2 separate regions of the Mus musculus genome follow, and region 1 is linked to region 2. A link is a loop called in an ENCODE intact Hi-C map of the cell type or tissue named here. Cell type or tissue: gastrocnemius. All regions are shown on one strand. Links, peaks and the distances in the headings refer to the core of each region. The heading gives the core; the rest is flanking DNA. Region 1 has its middle 14 kb from the start of Tob1. Region 2 overlaps B230206L02Rik (RIKEN cDNA B230206L02 gene).

Region 1 (11,243 bases), core at 1,589-9,588, 53 kb before region 2:
GTGCTCTTACCCACTGAGCCATCTCACCAGCCCCCTCACTTGACTTTCAAGGGTTTACACCTGATCTTGGATCAATATAGACTGTGCCCATGGGCTCCCACTTCCATGCCATCTAAGTTGCAGTGAAGCGCAGTAGAGAAATACAAACTTGCAGTAAAAGGATTTGCGTTGGAGCCTTTGCACTTCTAGGTATTGGCTGGGTGTGGCCACCCCAGTTCTACTGCCAGGAGCCTCAGCCCTCCTGCAATAGACCAAGCCTTTGGCGCTCTGTGAAAGGCAAGTGGAGAGGTACCTGGGAAAACACCCTGTAAGCCATATTTTCTCCCTTTCTGCCTCTTTCTGCCTTTCTCCCCTCCCTCCTCCTCTTCTTTTTCTGTCTTTGCTCCTTAGATCTGTCCAAAACTCAAGTTCCATTGGGGTCAGCTCAGGGAACAAAGATAAGTGAAATTGCTTTTAAACTTCAAACAAATATTGACACTGTCTTTGGTGACACGCAGTAGTTCATACCATTTCCATCTTCCGGTTGCTTCTCTGTTTCTGGCTTTTGCATCCTAGATTGTTCCTTACTTCCTGGTTTAACTGTCCTATCTCCTGGGATGGATCATAAACATTTTGTTTGGACCGTATCTTTTGCTTTTCTTGACCTTTGCACACGAGCGTTCTAGGGCCTTGCTGTCAATCAATATTGACTAGTTGGTGGCTTTGCTGTGTCACTGCTTAATCCAATGGAAGAACACAAACTATTTGGACAATGTAAGTGGCCCAGAGTGGCTTGGGGTGCAGGATTCAGAGGTAAGAATCTAGAGAGGATGTGGGCCATTGCTGGGAAGTCAATATTGAGGGCCTTATATTAGGAAGTGTAGATTTTTGGCTCCTAAAAGATAGGAAACTATTGGAGAGTTTAGGTGGTGGTGGTTGTTGTTTGTTGCTTAGTACTGGCTAATTTATGTCAACTTGACACAGACTAGAGTCATCTAGGAGGAGGGAACCCCAATTGAGAAAATGCCTCCATAAGATTAGGCGGTATGGCAAGCTTGCAGAACAAATACACAGGTTTGCTAGAGCCTACTTCTTTAAAACTGCTAGTGGCTAGTGTTGGCCAAAGGGATTGGGGAAGGGCTCCTCCATGGGAATTCACATGTGTGCATGTGTGCAGGGCAGGGGCAGGAACTAATACTGTTTTGTAAGAGAATGAAGATGTGTACACAGGTGTGTAGAAAGACAGATTCTCCCCCACCCCACCCCCAGGTGCTTATCTCCAGAATCATGTAGACTTGTGAAAGAAACGGGGGCAGTTTAAATGCCCAACAGAGGGCCACTAGAAGATTTAATTTTTAAAAATGTAGTGGGCAGTCATGTGTCATGGTGTGTGTATGGTCAAAGGACAAATTTGGAGAGTCACTTCTCTTTGTACCCTAGGTTGTACCCTCTTGAGTTTTGCTTAGCAGGTGCCTTTGAGACTGAGACGGAGGCCAGATTGGAGGATTTTGACACATCTTAAACTTTGTAACTGTTGATGAGTGAGAGCCTTACTGATCAGTTACTATGTATCAGAGTCCTCCACCTCTCCACTCCCCCACCCCTCCTTTTCATTTCTACAGAGCCCTACTGCAAGACAAGTTTGAGGCCACCCTGGGCTGCTTATCTTATCCTAAGCTAGTCAGGGTGAGATTGCAAGATTCTGTCTTCAAAAGAGAGAAAGAAAAGAAAACAGGAAAGAAAGTCACCCAATTGTACACACAATCTTAGGGCTGGGACACCATGGGGGTTCAATAAAATATCATGCAGCTGTGAGCTGTGGCACCCCTGGGTTTTGTTCCTCAACTATTTGATTTGGGAACCTCTGGCTTAATTTTGACCCTAATTCATTTCCACAAGACTGTAACGTCCTGGGGGAGACAAGAAAGCTACTGAAAAATAGAATAATCCCAGGGTTTTGTTTGTTGTTTAGAGAGAAGATGGTTGTATTTCATGAGAGTGTAGGGTTTGTTGTTGTTTGAGATGGGGGCCTCATGTAGCCCAGGCGGGCCTCAAACTCCAAATGTAGCTGAAAATAACCTTACATTGCTGTCTCTTCTTAAATGCTATGCTTACAGGCCTGGACAACTGCGCCCAGCTTTCATTGTTTGTATATTACTTAAGTGTTTCTCAATGAGCAGTTACCGTTTCAATTAAAAATAAAATACTAAGAGCCTGGAGAGATGGCTCAGAAGGAGGGGCACTTGCTCCCAAGCCTGATAACCCAAGTGACGCCTGGGCCTCACAGGGCAGAGTAAGAGAACGGATCAGCACAGACTTACCTCTGACCTTCACAGATATGCCAAGGCATGTTACACACACACACACACTTGGTGCACAAACACACATGTACACACCATAAAATAAAATAAACATAATAAAATAAATAAATAGGACATTGTAGTCCCTATGTTCAACTATTTCATATAGCCTACCTTTGTATATAATCTTTATATTTGGGGCCATATTTACAAGAACTTTTGTTTCCAAAAGCTTCCTTTAGTTCAAACTACTCTCTCTCTCTCTCTTCCATAAGTGAAAACAGACTGCCAGACCTACCTCTGTGCTCTATCCCTAAGCAATTAACTTAGCACTTTGGAAGAGATCTGATTTGGGTTTATTTTGAAATAATGTTTCTGTTTGTTTCAAGAATTCCATGAACAGATGGCCACGATGGCTTCATTCAATATTTCTATCCCCTGCAAACCCACCCTCTGCAAGGTTCCCCCTCCTGCCAGCTTCCCTCTCTGAGATACCCCCCCCCCCCATGGGTCTCTCTCCAATAGGCCTTGTCTACAGACCTCCTCCTGTCTGATTTACCTTCTGGGTGAGAAGATAGCAGCCTCCTGTTAATGGAAAAGACACAGTCCTCAAGCTCAAAAACCAAGTCAGAATCCCCCCCCCCTTTGCTCTCTTTGCCCATATCTGTAACCTACAGTGGGCCATCTGTTAGCCCTCTCACCTGTGGATCTGGCCAGATGTTCCCTTTCCTTGAACCACTCGGAGGCCCAGCCTTCCCCTAGCCTCCCTACCTCATGTCTACCCCCGAATCTAATCCATTCTGCATCCCACAGCTGCAAGGGTGGTGGTCTTTCATTTTGTTTTGTCTTGTTTTTTAAGACAGGGTTTCTCTGTGTAGCCCTGGCTGTCCTGGAACTCACTCTATAGACCAGGCTGGCCTCGAACTCAGAGATCCACTTGCCTCTGCCTCCTGAGTGCTTGGGATTAAAGGCGTGTGCCACAACACCCCTCACCTCCCCGTAGGATGGGTCTTTTAATAAACAAATCTGATCTGTGGAGTCTTTGGAACCAAACACTGCTGGTTCTTGCAGATGCTCACTGAATAAGTACAGAAATGAATGAATGAATGAATGAATGAATGAACAAATGAATGAACAAATGAATGAATGAGTGGTCCTACTATATTACCAAAATGACTGAATTAGGAGCAGCAGTTGCTGCTGGAGAAGAACTAGGCTTTTCAGGGAGGGCATTGCTAATGGATGGGGAGGTGAATGGGCCGTGACAGACTCTGAGCCTTCATCACAAGTCAGCTACCAGGTATCAACTCCAACTCTAAGGTTGTCGGGGCAGAGCAGGGAAAGTGGAGATAAGGCTCTGACCATGGGTGAGCCCAATGGGAAGGGCTCTGCATACAAAGAAAAAATGCTGAACTTTAATCTGTAGGTCAGGGGGAAATCTGGGCAGGAGTGTCAGGCAATCTTATCCCTATTCCTCACCCATCTCCACCCGTTCTTCCATGCTCCCCTTCCTCCTGGAGAAGGATAATTTCCAAGCACCAGCCAAAGGGGTCAAGATGACCCAGTGAACCCCGTTCCTGGCTCTAGCTTCAGGTGGCCAAAGCAGAACTGGGGAGTCATAAAAAGAGGAAGACATCACTCTTGTTTCTGTTATTTCCTTTTTTGAGATATAGTCTCCCTATGTAGCTTAAGCCAGCCTGGAACTCAGGGTACTCCTTTGGGCTGCTTCCTCAGTGCTAGGATGACAGGTGTGTAATTCCTCCACCAAGCTTAGCTTCCGTGGAGCTAACCACTGGGCCCCATGCATGCTAGACAAGTCCTCTCCCAGATGTGCTGCCTCTCAGTCCCATAAGTCACCAGAACAGAGGCTGCTGAGTGGTGGAGCCACAGGTAGCACCAAGAGTCAGTCCAACCTCACCTTGAGGTTATCGGCACCACGGAGAACAGCTAGGCCAAAGGTAGGGCTGTGGAAGGCTGGTGCTTGTCTGGCCAGGCCAGCAGGTCTGGGCTCAGACTCTTGCCTCCTGGCTCGGCTGCCTGTGTTTTCTGTCTTTCACAATTTCAAAACTGCTATCAGCCCTGGGTGCTTCATGTCCTGCTCTTGGGGACTGAATCTAGGACTCTGAGCCAGCTCCATTCCTTGCGGCCTGGCTATAAGCTCCATGCTAGGCTCTTGGGTGGTGAGGATAGATCATGTATTATCCCTCTGACGATCTGGAGAGAGGAATGGGAGCAAACGGGAACTTTTAGAGTAGAGGGCAAGGTGGTCCAATTCCACTGGAGTCTGTTATCTTTATAGAAATGCTATTAAGAGAACATGTGTATCATGAGCAGCCCAGCCCTGGTACTGTGTGTATCGGCCACTTGGGAAGTTTTGCTGGTCTCACCTAGGCTCACCTCTTAGGCTGGAGCGTCCAACATGATGTCATTCATTGGTCTGAGACACTTAGTGCTGGTGACCATCACTCTAACAGGCTTCTCATCCCACCCCCACCCCCTACCCCCAGTAGCTGACTGAGCTTCATGACAGCACAAGGTTTTCAGGTTGTAAAAGGGCCATGGTAGAAGCCAGAAGACCATTTTAGGTTTAAGCTTCAGGATGTGTTCAATATATTTTCTGCCATATTCTATGGGTTTTAAAATGCCACAAAAGGGGTGGGGAGATGTTAAGAGCACTGGCTGCTCTTCGGAGGACCCAGATTTGGTTCTCAGCACCTGCACAATGGCTTACAACGGTCTATAACTCCAATACCAAGGGATCCAACACCCTTTCCCGTCCTCTGCAGGTTCTGCAGGCATAAAGTAACAGATGTATGTGCAGGCAAAATTCCCATACACATAAAAATAAATTTAAAAAGTAAAACCATAAGGCCAGTGCCACTTTACATTGTGAAGGGGTGTAGACACAGGAGGCAGAGTTCATATTGGATGGCTATTGCCACCATGTCCATAGAGGTTAAGAGCTGTAAAGTATGAGGCACTAGGGTCAAGACAGAGGAGCAGGAAATCCCTGCAGGAAATCCCTGCTTCTGCCAGCTTCTGATCATAGGATCTTGCCCAGGGCTCTTCACTAGCAGGGACATAGCTGACAAATCCAGTCCCCTCAACTCAAGAATCAAACAACCCGGATGTTGTTTAGTTGTCTCCCTGACTTGGAAGTAGGGTCTCACGATGCATCTCAGGCTGGCTTCCAACTCATCATCCTCCTGTCTCCACTTCTGGAGTGTTGGGCTCACAGGTCTGTGCCACCAAACATGATGTCAGCTGCCCTCCAAGTTGTGTGACCATGCTTTTTGTAGGACACAGCAGCGTGCTGGACAACTATATGGGGTCAGAATGGAAGGGGAAGCCCTGGCTTGTGGCATTCGCCAATGTCTGTGGTGTAACTATTACTCTCTCCACTAAGTTCAAACTGAAGAGGTTGCACCACCCAAGAACCAGAAATTCAGGATTGTCATACACAATTGTCTTTTGGGTCTACACAAACTTACCTTATCTCTCACTGGAAGTGGAGGAGGGAGTGGATATTTTTAGAACTAAATGAAACCGGCCTGCCCGTGGTAATACACTCCTGTTTATCTCATCTACTTGAGAGGCTAAGGCAAGAGGATCACAAGTTCAAGGCCACCCTGGGAAACTTAGCAAGACTCCACAGCTGCAGCGGGTAGCTCAGTGAGGCTCTGGGTTCAGTAATACATAATTAAGGAAAGCTTTGCTGGTGGCAAAGCTTTGATGAGATGTGATGAGAATGCACAGCCTTGTCTTGGGACATGAGATCACACAGCAGTGTGGGAGCTGGAGGGGCTCTGTGCACACAGAATGATGACCATACACATGATCAGACAGTGGTAGAAAGGTGCTCCTCCAGCTTGCTGAGCTGGGAGCAGAGGAAGTTTTCTGGGCATGTTTCTCTACAATCTACATCTCATATATGGTGAATTACATATTCTACATATACACTTATAATTAACTAAAACTAATAAGTACACATAGACTCGGTGATCTTGACAGATTGCCTGACTCAGGAAAACACAATCTCAGATATATTAGGGAGTTTGCCCTGGTCAGGAACACAGCCAGGTCTCGCATGCAGAGGTGGACTTTGAATTCAAGATCCCCCTATTCCCCCACCCCACACCCACACCCTTAGCTGCCAGACTGCCGTGTCTCCTCCCAGCTTCCCATGGGGAAAGAAAGTAATGGCTCTCTCCATAAATGCATGTGGAAAGTTGGGAAAACACCCAGAAGATCAGGCACAGACCAGAGGGCAAACCCTTATAGGAACACAAGGTTGTCACCAAAGACAACACACCAGACCTCCTGGGGACATCCCTTACCCCCCGTGGGCAGCTTTAGCAGTGTTAGTGACATTGGCAGTACCAATCGAGGAAGTTTTGAAAATCTCTAGTCTTGGCAGCTGACATGACAGGTCTCTTCACCATCCTTTCTGATCTCTCTGCTTGGGAAACTCTATCACTGGTACTAAACCAAATCATTAAAAATTACTTGGGGGAGGCACTGGTGAGATAGCTCAATGACTACAGGTGTCCACCACAAGTCTAATGGGTTCAATTCCTTGGGACCCATGAGGTAGAAGGAGAGAGTCAACTCCCCAAAAGTTCCTCTCCAAAATAAATAGCAAGGGGCTGGAGAGATGGCTCTGTGGATAAGAGTACTGGCTGTTCTTCCAGAGGACCCAGGTTTGATTCCCAGTACCCATGTGGTGGCTCAAAGCCATCTGTAACTTCAGTCCTGGGAGATTTAAATACTCCTTGGGCCTCTACTGGCACCAGGCAGTTTCTCAAAAACCCCATTAAAAGATAAGAGTGTGGCCCATGCCTTTCATCCCAGTACTCAGGAGGCAAAGGCAGGTGGACCTCTGTGGGTTGCAGGCCAGCTTGGTTTAGATAGTTCCTGGCCATTCAGAGATACATGGTAAGACCCGGTCTTGAAACCCCCCTACAAAGAAGATCATATATACACACAAGGTAATATTTTAAATGGTGCTTCTTTGATTTATTTTTCCCTTTCTTGGGTATGTCCCCTTTTGTTTACATAAACTTCGGTTCCAGTGAGGACCATCAGTGCAGTGGAAAGTAAGCCTCCATAGATGGAAGATGACATCACACAGGGCAATCTTCCTTGCTATGGGGGCAGAAGGTCAGAAAAGCCTGGTCTTAGCTGGGATGAGTGTGGGAGGAGGGCCAAGGAATAGGGTACCACCAGATCTGTGTGTTTCATTTGTTGATGTGTGTGTGTGTGTGTGTGTGTGTGTGTGTGTGTGTGTGTGCCATTTGTATGCAGAGCCCATGAGGAACAAAAGACTAATCCCTTGGAACTGGAGTGACAGACAGTTGTGAGCTGCCATGTGGGTGCTGGGAACTGAACCCAGGTCTTCTGCAATAGCACTCTGTGCTCTTAGGAACTGTGCTCTCCAGCCCCATATCAATGGGTTTCAAAAATCAAAACAAATCTACTGAGATGCTCTGCCTCCCTCATGATTCTCCCTGGATTGCCAGTGGGGAGCACTCATTGCCAGCCCCAGAGGGACCAAAGCATCCAGGAACTTGGGGGTGAAGCTAGCCCAGCCCTGCCACACAGTGTGCTCTCAGAACATTAGTGCCTGCTTTTTTTTCTAGTTCGTTGGGTGTGTGTGCCCAGGAATGTAATTCCCCAACTCTTTTGTCTTAATGTCTCTCTGGATACCTAACTCAGCACTTTACCATGGCAACCGGTGGCCTGAAGGAAGCCTCCTATGCAAAGCTGCCTGTAAGTTGCAAAAGGACCTTGGGGCATTAGAGGTGCCAGAAAGTAAGATGAGGGTGAACATTGAGAGTTAGGGGTTCATAGGAAATAAAGTCTCCTAAGATGGTCAGGAGATGCAGCCCTGCCTTGGAGAGCTTACTCACTAAGAGGTATGCTTTTCTAGGTCTTTTACCCATTTAGCTACTTGCCAGGGGCCCATCATTGTCCACAGGTAGTATGCCAGCCTTCCCCTTCCTCTGTCTCCCACAGGGCAGAGAAGAAGTACTAGGTTCTAGTCACTGTGGCTATAAGCCCTAACATCCTAGAGCAGATGCCGGAAACTGGAGCCAATGTGAAGGATTCAGGGAGAGGGTGGAGCAAGGTATGCATTGGAAGGCAGGGGAGAAGGCAAGATGTAGCCAAAGGTCAAACTGGAGACAGAAAGTTCAGGTGTTGCCAGGCAGTTCTGGTGCATGACTTTAATCCCATCACTCGGGAGGCAGAGGCAAGTGGATTTTGAATTTGAAGTCAGCCTGGTCTACAGAAAGAATACCAGGATACCCAAGGCTACAGAAAGAAATCCTGTCTCAACAAACAAACAAACAAACAAACAAACAAACAAACGTCGGGGCAGTGGTAGCGCATGCCTTTAATCCCAGCACTTGGGAGGCAGAGGCAGGCAGACGTCTAAGTTCGAGGCCAGCCTGTTCTACAGAGTGAATTCCAGACAGTCTCGAAAAACCAAACCAACCAACCAAACAATGCAGGTGTCAGGCTCAAAGGGAAAAGGAAGGCTATCAGTGGGGGAGACTCCATGGCCCTGGGTTAGAGTGGGTGCCAGCTAAGACAGAAATAACAAAGTCATTGCACCTGTGGGTGAGGTATCTGTAGACAGATGTTAGAGGTGCCAGAAAGGAAGATGAGGGTGGCCTCGATCAGCCTACATGCTGAGAACAAGGCAGATACCCTGCACCCAACTCCAGGGCCCTTGCCATGGTCCTCCCAACCAAGCAAAAAGTAATTAGAGTCCCTGGGCATGAAGGCATCCTGCCGTCTGCTCTTCCATTGTCCTTGCTAGAAAACAAGGTTTCTATCTTGTGTGAGCAAGTTAAAAGGTTGCTCAGGATGGGAGAGATGGCTCAGTGGGTAAAGGCGTCTGCTGCCCTGCTGATGGCCTGAATCCAGTCTCTGGAACCCACACTATAGATGAAGAGAACCAGTTCCCACGAGTTGTCCTCTGAGCTCCATGTGCTTGTTAGGCACAAACAGGCCCGCATGCACACATGCATGTAAAGTAAATAAATACATATTAAATAGGTATAAAACATTAGAGAGATGCTGATGATATCAGGCCACAGACTTAATGGAGGGAAATAGTAGCAAAATATCAGGTTCCATTCTGCTCACTTCTTTATGAAAAGTCAGAACCTGGTCCCTGAAGCCCAGATCCTGCCAAACAAATGCCCTCGTCACCATCACCAGCACTGCTGGCTGGCATGCCTGCCCTTTGAGCAGAGCCCTGCCCTCCATCTCTGCCAACAATCACCTCCTCCCCTTTCCAACTTCCTGCTGTGTGTATCTTACTTACAGTCCAGATGTCCCTCCCTGCCTGACCTGCCCCAAGCCATTCACATGTGATAATGCCATATCATGAGATTAGTCACTGTCACACACGGAATCTCAGGACAATGCTGCTTGCCCATGGTTGAAGGAGCCTCTGTCCCAGACTCTGTTGCTGCTGCTAAAGTACCATTCCTACCAGCTGCTGCCAGCCTGACCCACTGCTTCTGTTAACCTTTGTGGGGGGAAGCACACACACACTCACACACATACACATACACACAAGCACACACACTCATACACATGTACACACACAGATACACACTCACATACATTCGCACACACTCTCATACACATCTCACTCCCACACTCTCACACACATGCACACGCACACTCATACACATCTCACACACACTCATATATACACTCACATACACACTCACACATACTCACATACATGTACACCTATACACACTCACATACATACACACATATACACACACTCACATGCACATGCACACACTCACACACTCACATACACATACACATGCAAACATACACTCACACATGCACACTCATACACATCTCACACACTCATACACACACTCACATACATATACTCACTCACACACATACATACTCACACACACTCACATGCATATGTACACACACACACACACACTCCCCAGACTCTAGCTAACTAGCTAATGCCTGATTTTCCTTGGAACCCGACAGGCAACCCACACCTAGGACCTCATTCCTGCTGGTACCAATTGCTTATTGCATTCTTTCCTGGCCCCACTGGAGCAGCCAGCCTGCCTGTGGCTGAGACTAGGCTCCTCTGGGTCCTGCCTATGAGATTTGAGGAATCTTAAGGCATGCCTGGCTCCTGTCTACAAAGTACACAGAGGCGCCTCATGTGTGTACTCAGTATTGTCTCCAGGGCCCACCTAAACCTGGTACATGAAATCTGAGCAAAGCCGGGCCGTGTTGGTGTATGCCTTTAATCCCAGCACTTGGGAGGCAGAGGCAGGCGGATTTCTGAGTTCGAGGCCAGCCTGGTCTACAGAGTGAGTTCTAGGACAGCCAGGGCTACACAGAGAAACCCTGTCTCGAAAAACCAAAAAAAAAAAAAAAAGAAAGAGAGAGAGAGAGAGAGAGAGAGAAATCCAAGGCAAGCCAGGCCCTGTGCCTTATATCCGTTGTTCCAGCTACTCAAGAGGCTGAGACAGGAGAAGTTCGAGACCAGTTGGGGCTACAGTGTAAGTTCAAAGCCAGCCAGGATGAATTAGCAAAATCTTGTCTTAAAATGAAAAACTGTAGGGGCTGGAGAGATGGCTCAGTGATTAAGAACACTTGCTGCTTTTGCAGAGGACCCAGGTTCAGTTCCCAGCACCCATGTGATGGTTTGTAGCTCTCTATAACTCCAGTTCAGGGAATCTGATGCCTTCTATGACCCTCACAGGCACCAGACATATATATGGTGCATTCACATACATGCAGACAAAACACTCATGCAAATAAAATAAATAAATCTTTACAAATATTATTTTTCTTGATTATTGAGTTTGGAGCCCTTAAATTCTGAGGTGGGGCCAAATGTCCCACTGACCTGCTGTGGTCCAATCACATCTATAAAGACACGGTGAGATTTTTCCA
Region 2 (11,243 bases), core at 997-8,996:
CGTAACCGAGCCAATGGAACCTAAATTAAAAGAGGAAACCATCCTCTTGCCGCTCAACTCGCTTAATCCCTGTCTCTGTCCTGGGCCCCGCGCCCCCCTCCGAAGGTCTTGAGCGCGTTCCAGATTTCTAATTTCGTTTGCTTGTGCAACCAAAAATATGATGGCCGCGTTTCCCGGGGGTGATGGAGTCTGTACTCCCCGCTCCAGGCGCGCTAAAAACGGCAGCGCCGGGCTGCTAGAGGCGGGGGCGACGCGGGACCCGCGGGGTTCTGTGGTCCCAGCCTCCTCGTGATTTCCACCCGCCGCTGAACCCAGCGTGCGCGGCGCCGGGGGTGGGGGGAGTGCATCTTTCACCCGCGTGCCCCATCCCCAACACCTGCTGGAAGACGCACGTTGCACCTTTATGCCTTCAGAAATAGGAGAAGAAGAAAAGAAGGAAAGGAAACAGCACGCCTCTCACCAGGGAAGGGATGGAGCAGACAGGAACATCGAATTGCTGATTTAAAAGAAAGTAGGGTAGTCTGAGATGTGTTGACGTAGATCCAGTTGTTTTGGTTTTTTTTTTTTTTTTTTTTTTTTTTAAGCAAGCCGAGGAAATATAAAGAATATAATTGTGTCTGTGTTGTTTTATTTAAATCTGTAAACGGTGCTGGAAATATATGAGACCTGGGTTACATTCCTAGCACCACATAAACTGAATTTAGCGGTGCACATCTGGAATCCCGGCTGGAGGAGGAGGGAGCCGGAGGATGGAGCATCTAGAGTTAGCTTCAGCTACCTAGTGAGTTCGAGGCCTGCCTGGGCTTCATAAGGGCCTGTCTCAAAAAGGAACAAAGGACGGGGGTGGGGAGTGGGCATTAAGATGGCTCAACTAGTAACTGGACTTGCTGTCAAACTCTCTCCTCTCTCGGGGGTAGGGTGGGAGTGGGGGATGGGGTGGGGAGGAGAGAGAGCTCATATTGCCATGTGCCAAGCATTCATGTGGAAGCCAAAGTTCAGCTTTCGGGAGTCAACGCTCTCACGACTGTCCACAAGTCCCTATATTGGCTGAGCCATATCACACACACACACACACACACACACACACACACACCCCTTAAAAAAACAAAAGTAAACCAAATGAGTCGAGGCTTTTCAGCTACTGAAGGGGGCAGCTGAGGCTAGCCCCACCTTGCAAGCTGGAAGCCCGCCTGAGCTACAAGGTGAACACAAGGGCAACCTAGGCAATTTACCAAGACCTTGTCTTCAAACTACAACAAAAACAAATCTAAAAAAGGATAAAGAAAAAAAAGAAAAATCTGAGGAGACTGTTTAGTGGTCCAGAGCATTGTATAGCAGTCTCAAGGCCCAGGTCTCATTCCAGTGTCCCCTTCAAGAGAGATATAGTGATTTATTTATTTGTTTGTTTGTTTATTTATTTTTGGAGACAGGGTCTCTCTACATAGTTGTGTTTGCCCTAGAACACATCTTATAGACCAGGCTGGTCTCGAACCCATAGAGATCCGTCTGCCTCTGCCTCCTGAGTGCTGGAATGAAAGGTGTGCACCACCATGCCCAGCAAGACATAGTGAATTATTAACATGATAAATTATGCTGTGGAACTAAGGTGGGGATGGGGAGGGCTGTACTAAATCGTATTTTACTTTGTGTGATCTGCATCATACAAAGAGCCTGTGTTTTTGTGATGTCTGCCTGATTTGAAGGATTCGTTCGGTTTTACTGGAGGACGGAGAGCACAGAGCCATCTAAACCATCTTATTCTCCGAAAGCAGTGGTTAGATTAAGAGTGGACTGGTTAATGCCAGGTAGTGGTATCGCACACTTTCAATTCCAGCACTCGGGAGGCAGAGGCAGGCGAACCTCTGAGTCTGAGGTCAGCCTGGTCTACAGAGAGAGTTCCAGACGGCCAGGGCTATACAGAGTCTTGATCCCCACACTAAATAAAAGGATTGGTAGGAAGGCCCGAGCTCTCCCTACCCCACCCCCACTGGAGGGGATGCTTGGAGGTCTCCTGACCACCAAGAGGCTGCCTGGGATCCTGGGCCTGAGGTAGGCTAGTGTCTGATTTGGCATGTACAATGTTGAGGGGCAGGACGTGTAGTCCTGGGGAAGGTGCAGGTACCCAAGTGCCTCAGTCTCCCTCCTATGGGCAGCTCTCACTCTGTCTCCAAGCAAAGAACACATAGCACTCCCTCCTTGTGCCCAGAACGTCACCTGCCATGGCAGTTTGGCCAGGGCTATGTCACTTCTGCACTGCTTGGAGGCTTGGGGGTGGGAACTGAATGGTGCCCTGACGTGGCTCCCCAGGGTTCCCTCAGCTTCCCAAGCTAGAGGTCTCTACTGTTGTGGATCCTGTCTACTGACCAACCAGGCATTGATTGATCCGGACAGAAGCTCACAGCAGGGAGGCTGTGCATTTCCTGTGACACTGCAGACGCCTCTATTCCACCAAGGTTACCATTTTGGATCTTGCTTGCAATACTGTTTTTGTGGGTGAGAGGGTTCTGGAAGAGGCGTCTATAAGATGTGTACATGTGCATTCTCCTGCGGCTCTGCCTTGAAGTCCCTTGCTGAACTCATTCTGGTCTCTTCACTTCCGACCTTCGAAGGACCTTTACTATGCCTCTCTCCATGGAGGTGAGTTAGATGCAACCTTCAGCAAAATTACATTGACCCAGGAACCTGGTCCTTTTGAGGATCTTCAAAACAGCAAGCTAGGGTTCTGGGACACAAGTGAGAATTCTGGCAAACTTCAGGTGAGCAGGAGAAATTCAAGGTATGAGAAAAGCAGAAGCCAGCTCAGCTGTGAGATAGGAAAGGGCCCAGCCATCCTGCCAAAAAGATGTGAACATTGGGTAGGGCGGCAGACTTGCCAGAGCGGGTGTGTGGGGCCTCCTTGACTGTGGGCATCGGCACACATGTGCTCATGCCTAGGCACATACCCACAGAGCCACACACGTAAGCTCACACATTAGCCAGCCAGCACATCTCTGCAAGAGCATGCACACAACTTGTGGGAGTCTCTCCCAGAATCCTCTCACCCACGAAAACAGAGGAGCTTCGCACACGTTCTACATCCACATAAACCCACGCACCATACACGCTCACACTCAAAACGGCGAGGAAGCCAAGCACAAAGCAGCCAAATGGACGCACGGGGCCATGCTTTGGAGCTCAAGCAAGCACAGACAGGTACACTGCAACACCAACTTGTGCACACTGGGGCTCCTCCAGATGCGGAGCAAGGGGACCTGTGTGTGGACACTCAGATGACACAGGTTCATCCTTACAGCATGAATGAGGCCGTGGAAATGGGACCCTGGGGTGGGGGTGGAATCTTGGTTTCTAGGGGAGCTGAAGGCCCCAGGAAGCACGCGGACCACTTTCCAGAGGCACATATTCTTTGCATATTTTTATCCTTGGCACTCAAATGTCACACAGCCTCCGGGTAGTTTTCGTGTTGCTACCGTGAAGGAAGACAGAGTGGCAGGATTTGAAAGCAGATGGCTCCTAAGTGCAAAACGTAGGGTACCCTTTGTTTGCCCTATTACACACACACACACACACTAACATATTGGGTCCCCTGAGGCCTGCCCAGGTCACCAGCAGAACAGGTATGGTGCAGCACCTGCCCGTCCTGTGCAAGGCCCTGGGTCCCATCTTATGGAAATCAGACAACAGTGGCAGAAAAATAGCTGACTGCTCCCAGCCCACAATCTGCCTGCCCTTTCTTGGGGCTTAGCTTCTCAGAGCCCTGTGGTCCAGGGACATCTTTCTGTGCCTGGCTGTGACCCATTCTGAGTGGCACTGCCTTGTGTATGCACACAGTGTTTTCCACAGTGCCTGAGCTGTCAGAAGGTCCAGGCATGTGCCTTCTGGCTGGTGAAAGACAAGCCAGTGGATTTCAAAATCTATTTAATCCCTGGGTTCTGACGCACCCCGTTCACCACCAAGCAGGATCTAGTGCCCACGGATCTGATGTCAGAGGGAGGGAGTGGCCTCCAATGGCCCTGGCATCACTCCAGCCCTCCTGCCCATGTGGCAGCCTGGCAGAGCTGACACAGAGGAAGAGACGTCCCCAAAGCCTTTGCCTCTTGAATCTCAACCATTTGCTGGCCTGCAAATAACAGCATAGGCTGGAAAAGGACAAATAGGCAAAAGCGATCCGGATCCAACAAAGAGCTGAGCACTGCAGCATAATCTCGTGTTTATTTTACAACAATAGAAAATGTATTTAGGCACAGGGGCACTTGGAAAAGCTAACAGCCTATCTGTGGAAATTTATCATTCAACAAATATTTATTGTCAGACTGATTGAGGTTCTGGGCACACAGCAGTGGGCAGGCAGAAGCCTTTATAGAGTTTAAATCCAGAGAGGGAGTACAGGTCACAGACTCTGTGAGGTCAATGTACTGCAGTTTAAATGGCGAAAGGTACAAATGGAAAAAGCCAGGGGAGGGGCGCGGCAGAGCGGGGGTGGGGGGGATGCTGCTTTCTTTTTGCTTTTATTTACTTGCTTTTAAAATATTTGCCTTATCATTAGTGTATGTATGTACGGGGTAAGAGGGCATGCCCATTCCTTGATATGCTTGCTAAAGTCAGGGATGGAGAGTTAACTCTCCTCTCGCAACTTTCCATGAGTTCCAGGGAAGGAACTCGGCCTGGCGGGCAGTCCTAACTGCCTCACCCTCTGAGTTGCCTAGCTGGCTCTTACTGACCCTTTTTTGAAGATGGGCTCTCACTGTGTAGGTTAAGCTGGCCTCAAACTCATGATCTTCTGGTATCTGCCTCTTGAGGGCTCGCTTACTGGTATGCTTCACTATGCTCATGTTAGAGAATGTGATTTAAAAGCACACAAACGAACAACAGTGTGCTTTAGAGTAGTTGTAGATCCATACAAAAATTAAGAACAGTACGAGGACTTCCCCATCAGTCTCTCATCAATGACATCGGACATCTAGTGCCATGGATGGTGGTAGTGGTGGTTGTTTAAGCCAGAGTCTACATAGCCCAAGCTGGTCTCAAACTTAGCATCCTTCTGCCTCAGCCTCTCGGGTGTCAGGGTTCCAGTGAGTGTTGCCATATCCAATGGTAATTATTACCCAGAGAAACTTTTGCTGCGGTTTCACCAGACTTCTTTGTTCATCGAATCCCTTTTTGCTTCAGGATCCCTCCACAGCCACATTCCATCCCATTGTCTTCTCTCTAGAGGCTTCTCTAGGCCACGGTAGCTCTCGCCCATCCAGCCCAGCCCAGCCCTCGATCTTGATGACTCTAGTAGTTTAGAGGCATCCTGGTCAGGTGTTTTGTAGATATCCTTAAAAATGAGAATTTGCCTGCTGGGGATGGTATAGTACACCCCTATAATTCCAGCATCCCAGAGGTGGAGGCAGGAGAATTGGGAGTTTAAGACCATCCTCAGTTATACAGAAGTTTAAAGCCAGCCAAGGCTACATACAAACCTGTCTCAAAATACAAAACAAACAAACAAACAAAAAAGTGCTGGTTCCTCACAAAACTAAATTGAGGTTGTAAGCCCTTGGGAAGCCAGGTCACAAAGGGGCAGTGCCATTTTCTTCATGACTGGGGTCCACACTGCTATCTTGACTGATGACCTAGCCCCTGGCTGGTGTAGGCTGTGAATTCTCTGCTAACAAGCTCCTTACATTCCACGCCTCATGACACCTTGGCTCTTCTCTCCCACTGATTGGTTTATTCAGTCATTTATGTGTCTCAGGCTGGTAAATGTGTTTTTACCTCTGGGCTATGATCCAGTCCTGTTTGCTGGGCTGAGCAGTTGCTCCAGCATGACACACCCACATTCCCGGGGCTCTTGTCTTCAGTCCTTCCTTCCTTCCTTCCTTCCTTCCTTCCTTCCTTCCTTCCTTCCTTCCTTCCTCCCTCCCTCCCTCCCTCCCTCCCTCCCTCCCTCCCTCCCTCCCTCCCTCTCTGATGCTTTGAGATACTCCAGGCTCTTTCCCCCCACCATCCCACCCAAGTACAAGGAGCAGCCCTTTTTTTTTTTTAAATTTACTTTACTTCCCGATCATGGACCCCTCCCCTCCTCTCTTCCCAGCCCCATCCTTACAAATCCTTCCCCCCATTGCCCCCTCTTCTCCTTAGAGAAGGGGTACCACCCCTCATTGGGGTATCTAGTCCCAGCAGGTCCAGGCACATCCTCTCCCTCTGAGGCCCAACCAGGCTGTCCAGGTAGGGAGGGGGAAGGGGATCCAACGGCAGGGAACAGAGACCAAGACAACTCCCCCCGACACACACACACTCCTGCTCTACTTGTTGGACTTTTGCTACAAATAGGGAGGGAGGGTCTAGGTCCAGCTCCTTCATGCTCCCTAGTTGGTAGCCCAGGCTCTGTGAGCCCCCCCATGAGACCAGATTAGTTGACTCTGTGGGTCTTCTTGTGGCCATTTCTTGAAGAGGCCATGGGAACTTTCATTACAGAATGGTATTAGAAAGCAACATCTGGGCACAGAAGTGATCTTTGGTTTTCAACATGGAGGTCCTGAAGGAAGGCTCCTAGATAAGGTAGAACCCCAGGGAAGATCTGAGGAGCGAAGCCTGGCGATGGCTGTGCAAAGGCCCTGAGGCAGCCAGCAGCTGAACCATATAGCAGTATAGGCAGTGAGGTGGTGAGGTGGTGCAGTGGCCATGGTAAGAGGCCATCACAACAACAACAACAACAACAACAACAACAACAACAATAACAGCAACAACAAAATAACACAAACAAACAACAACAAAAAGAGGCCATCACAAAGACTTTAGCTTCCCCTCAGAAGGACAAGGACAGGGAAACCAGGCAAATGGTGCCATTAGAGTTCTGTCTTAATAAAATCACTCTGGCTAGGGTGTTAGGAACATCAGGAATGGCTGAGAGCAGATGTTAGGATGAGGGCAGGTGCTATTGTTAAGCATCCAGTGAGCTGGCTGAGCTCAGGTGGGACGAGATGGCTCAGCAGTTAAGAGTATGTACTATTCTTTCAGACTTGAGTTGACTTTTTTTTTTTTTTTTTTTTTTGAGACAGGGTTTCTCTGTATAGTCTTGGTTGTCCTGGAACTCACTCTGTAGACCAGGCTGGCCTCGAACTCAGAAATCCGCCTGCCCCTGCCTCCTGAGTGCTGGGATTAAAGGCGTGCGCCACCACGCCCGGGGAGTTTGACTTTCAAGAACCACATCTGGTAGCTCACAACTGCCTGTAACTCTAGCTCCTGGCAGATCCAATTCCTCTGTCTTCTAGGCGCCCGCATATAGTTAAAATTAATAGAGAATCTTCTCAAAGGAGGGGTGCTTCTAAGACCATGCCAATGCACTTTTTGGTTATTTCTTTTCTTTCCATCTTTCTCTTCTTACTTTTTTCTTCTTTCTTTCTCCCTCCTCCTCCTCCTCCCACCATTTTCTGGCATAGATACTCGATGAGCAATGATGACAGTCGGGGTTTTGCCTAACTGTGTGGAGGGAGGTGATTGTGGTTAGCCAACTAGGGAGGAGACTAGAGGAGTGGCAGGTTGGGGCTGCCTCTGAGCATACTAGGCTTGCCGGCCCCATTACTAACCCAAGTGGAGATGGTGAGTTAGCAGGGGGCAGAGCTGGCCCAGTGGGAGGAGGAGGAGAGGGTGGGGCTGAAACTCTTTACCACTGCCCTGGGCATCCTCTAGCTACAGGCTCTGGGCTCACAGGAGCTGCTCAGCCTGCCTCCAGCCCAAGGAGCTCACCTCAGCCACTGGACAGGGAGGCAGCCCGGAGGGGAGCCAGTCCTTGACTTTGTATGAACACTGGGGGCTCAGGCATGGCAATGTACTGTGCTAGATCTTCTTTCTAAGGGAAACATATGTCAGGGCAGGTCCACCCACATTGAATGAATGGATGAAAGGATGAATGAATGAATAAATGAACGAATGAACAAATATCTCTTCTGTCTTAGAGTTCCCAGGACTGGCTCTGTTCTAAAGTCTGACTTGGCTTCCAGAAATTCTCAAACAGAAGTGGATTCAAACGCATGAAAGAAGGGAAAGAAATCCCCCAGGTCTTGGCTGATCACACCTCCACCCAGGTCTGTGAGTCTGTCCTCCTTCCCACTCTCTGTAAGGCAGACACCTCCACCCCCTGTTTATACTTGTTTATACTCTGGGCCTTTGCTCTTCTGGCCTCCTGTGCTCAAAAGCACCCGCAGAATGAGAAAAAAACACATTGTTGGCTGACTGTGGGGGCACAGGTCGGTGAGGCCAGCATCCCAGAGGTTGATGCAGAAAGACCAAAAGTTCAAAGCCTGCCTAGCCTCCATAGCAAGTTCAAAGCCAGCCTGGGCAACTTAGCTGACACTATATATCTCATAGGCAGAGTGCCTGCCGTGTACCTGGGAGACCCCAGCTTCAGTCCCCAGAACTACAATAAGCAAATAAGTAAAAAGCCCAGTTCTCCTTAACCCTTGGGATGGAGGGCAAAGGTCAGGCCTGTGAGACCTCCCAGAGAGCTGACTCTGACCCCACCTCCCTACAGCAGCCCCACCCCTCCCTACTGTCTCTCCTGTAGTCTTCTATACTCGCCCATCTCCCCCACTGCAATAAACCCTTCAGGCCATCTGGATGATGACCCAAGGCTTGCTTGCCCTTTGAGCTGGAGGCACACGGTAAGCCTGAGTTCTAGGCCTAGAAGCAAGATGGAGGACGCAGGGGCAAGGAGAAGTGATGGAGGTTATGGAGCAAGCAGAGGGTGCCTAGTCTCTCCCTGGAAGATGCTACTGCAGGCCAGATTCAGCCCATCTTTCATGCTGCCTGAGGGGAGACAAGCTCTCTCGGTCCTGAGTTTGACCTACAAGAGATTCAGAAAACAGCCATTGACTGTCGTCTGATGGGTGACTCTAAACAGTAGGAACAGTGGTATTTCTTTCTTTTTTATATTTCTGCATTTTCCATTAAAAGAAAAGGAGGAGGAGAGGGGAGGGGAGGAAGAAGAGGGAGAGAAAGAGGAGGAAGTGGAAGAGTAGGAGAAGAGGAAGAAGAAGAGGAGGAGGAAGAGGAGAAGGAGGAGGAGGAGGAGGAGGAGGAGGAGGAGGAGGAGGAGAAATCTCTCATTTTAGAATAAAAAACCAAAACCATTGGGCTGTCTTGCCACCATGGTGGCGAAAAATTAGCCCTCGTGCGTCTTCTGAGCTGAAGAGACACGCTTGGTCTATGGATTCTCGGGCAGAAGCTGGAGTGGGCCCAATGATGCTCTGCCCTGTTGCCGGCCACTGGAACCCACCCCAACATCCATCAACAGTAAAAAGGGTGACTAAATTATGAGAGTCACACAGTGACAAGTTCCCAGAAAGACAAGTGGCCTGAGAGTGCCCGAGACAGCATGGTAGGCCTTCATAGACAGGACACTGGGCAAAAAAAAAAAAACCCATACTACACAGTAGGTATAGCATAATTCCATGCTACACGTGGGCTTTGTCATACACTGGCCATCACAGCCTAGAGGGCTACAGGGTGGGCTGAGGGGAAAGGACAACCCTTAGAGCTGTCAGTCAGTAGGAGTCCTGATGAGCTTTCAGTGTTGGTTTGAGTGTGTGTCTCTCTCTCTTTTTTCTTTTTTTGGTTTTTTGAGACAGGGCTTCTCTGTATAGCCCTGGCTGTCCTAGAACTCACTTTGTAGACCAGGCTGGCCTCAAACTCAGAAATCCACCTGCCTCTGCCTCCCGAGTGCTGGTTCTTTTTCTTTTTGAGGCAAAGTTTCATGGAATCCAGGTGGCCTCAGATCTGATTTGTAGTCAAGGGTGACCTTGAACTCTGATGCTCCTGCCTCTACTTTCTGAGCTCTAGGATTACAGACAATGGGAGGTGCCGGAGAGATGGAACTCAGGCCTCACGAATCTTCCAACTGAGCCACATCCCCAGCCCTGCATCCCACCTGCCTGGCGCTGTTTCTTGGTTTGGCCACACCAGTTTGTGTAACTTGTGATGTGTCCCTCAGCTGCACACTTTTGTGTAATGTACTCAAGGCCCCCTCCTCCCCAAAAGTTTTTGTTTTTAAAAATAAAAGGCACCCCCCCCCCCCGGCAGGATAAACCCACCTCCCTTTTCTGTTCATAGGACACAAGGAGAGGTGCCTGCCTCCCAGGCACACAAACAGCAGCCAGATTGTTGCCACTAGAATCTCTTCACTAAGCCTTCCAAAGTGAGACGGGGGACTCTTGTTTCCATCCAGCAGAGAACACATGGCTCTGGAATCAACCCCACATCAGATCAGGTGTCTGGAGGCCGGGCCAGGCTCTGAAGGCTGGGTCTTCCAGTTTCAGCTGGAGCAGGCTGAGGACTAGGGCTTGGTGGGTGGGATGCAGAGGTACAGGTACCTGTGTTGATGGTGGGGGTTGAGTCCCATGCACAACCACCTCCAACTCAGGCCTCTGCAGAGTGGCAAAGGTGCATCTGCCTGAATTTAGGAGTCAGGGAAGCCCAGGCGGCCTGGCCTGACCTTGCGCGCCACCCCCAAAGGTCATGGCGCTCAGCTCTCTGGGGTTCAAGTTCCCGTGGCAGCCAGGAGGTCAGAAATCAATCCGGGTCGGTCGGCCGGAGAGGGGCGCGGATCCAGCAAGCTGCCCTCAGCAGCCTGGCTCGGTTATTTATAACTGTGGGTCGCCTTACCTCCTGACCTTCAGCTGGGACCAGCTATCCAACGTGATTAGCATCTCTCCCGTCGCCCACTACGAACAAACACCCCTCTGTGTGGCCTCCAGGAGGGCTTGCCGGAAACAGGATGTTGACCCGAGGCTCCTCAGGGTGGATCCAGTCCCAAGTGAGTTGGGGGGAGGTGGGGTGCGGCTAGGGGGAAGGTACCACAATTACTCCTGTTGCCTCGCTTCCCGGGTGGCAAGTGTTCTGGACTATTCTGGGTAGCAGTTTTATTTACAATATAGGACTCCCTGGCCCGGGTCTGCTCCAAAGGGTGCCCAATCCCAGCCAGAGAGAAAGAAGCGGACAGCCTGGAGGAACTGTGCAGATGCGATCCCTAGTACCACACTGCACATTAGAGGCAGGTCCCAACCGTCTCACTGATCTCCCAGCTCCTGGCTGAGGGCTTCTCCCACTGGACCCCAGAACTCCCACCAGTGGTCTCGGGGAAGGCAGGGGAGGGCAGGGCAGGGCAGGGCAGGGGGCAGACACCCAGTTTAGTCACTCATTCAGCCATTCGGTTGGGCCTCTACTAGGAACCTCCCGGAAGTTATTGCTTGTGGGGCTGCCAG

The links. A loop is a pair of places that touch in the nucleus more often than their neighbours do. Peaks named below come from ENCODE experiments on the same cell type or tissue, not always from the same donor. Only the 100,000 strongest peaks of a DNase experiment are listed, where the experiment ranks them.
Region 1: it touches region 2 in a loop (2.6-fold over the local background); 3 of 42 quality-filtered maps call a loop at or near these places.

The regions. Positions count from the first base shown.
Region 1 is chr11:94,191,648-94,202,890 of GRCm38, reverse strand. No RefSeq gene overlaps it. Among named protein-coding and RNA genes, the nearest start is that of Tob1, 14 kb to the left of the region's middle. In gastrocnemius, for the core only: no CTCF peak of the experiment used is centred there; a DNase peak (open chromatin) is centred at 9,545.
Region 2 is chr11:94,138,065-94,149,307 of GRCm38, reverse strand. It overlaps B230206L02Rik (RIKEN cDNA B230206L02 gene), which reads right to left. Exons shown (of 4, transcript NR_167701.1): 2 at 10,645-10,821. It overlaps Gm35338 (a long non-coding RNA gene), which reads left to right. Exons shown (of 4, transcript XR_001780294.2): 4 at 7,941-8,914. Among named protein-coding and RNA genes, the nearest start is that of B230206L02Rik, 10 kb to the right of the region's middle. In gastrocnemius, for the core only: no CTCF peak of the experiment used is centred there; DNase peaks (open chromatin) are centred at 2,366, 3,236 and 4,013; H3K4me3 peaks cover 797 bases; H3K27ac peaks cover 6,512 bases.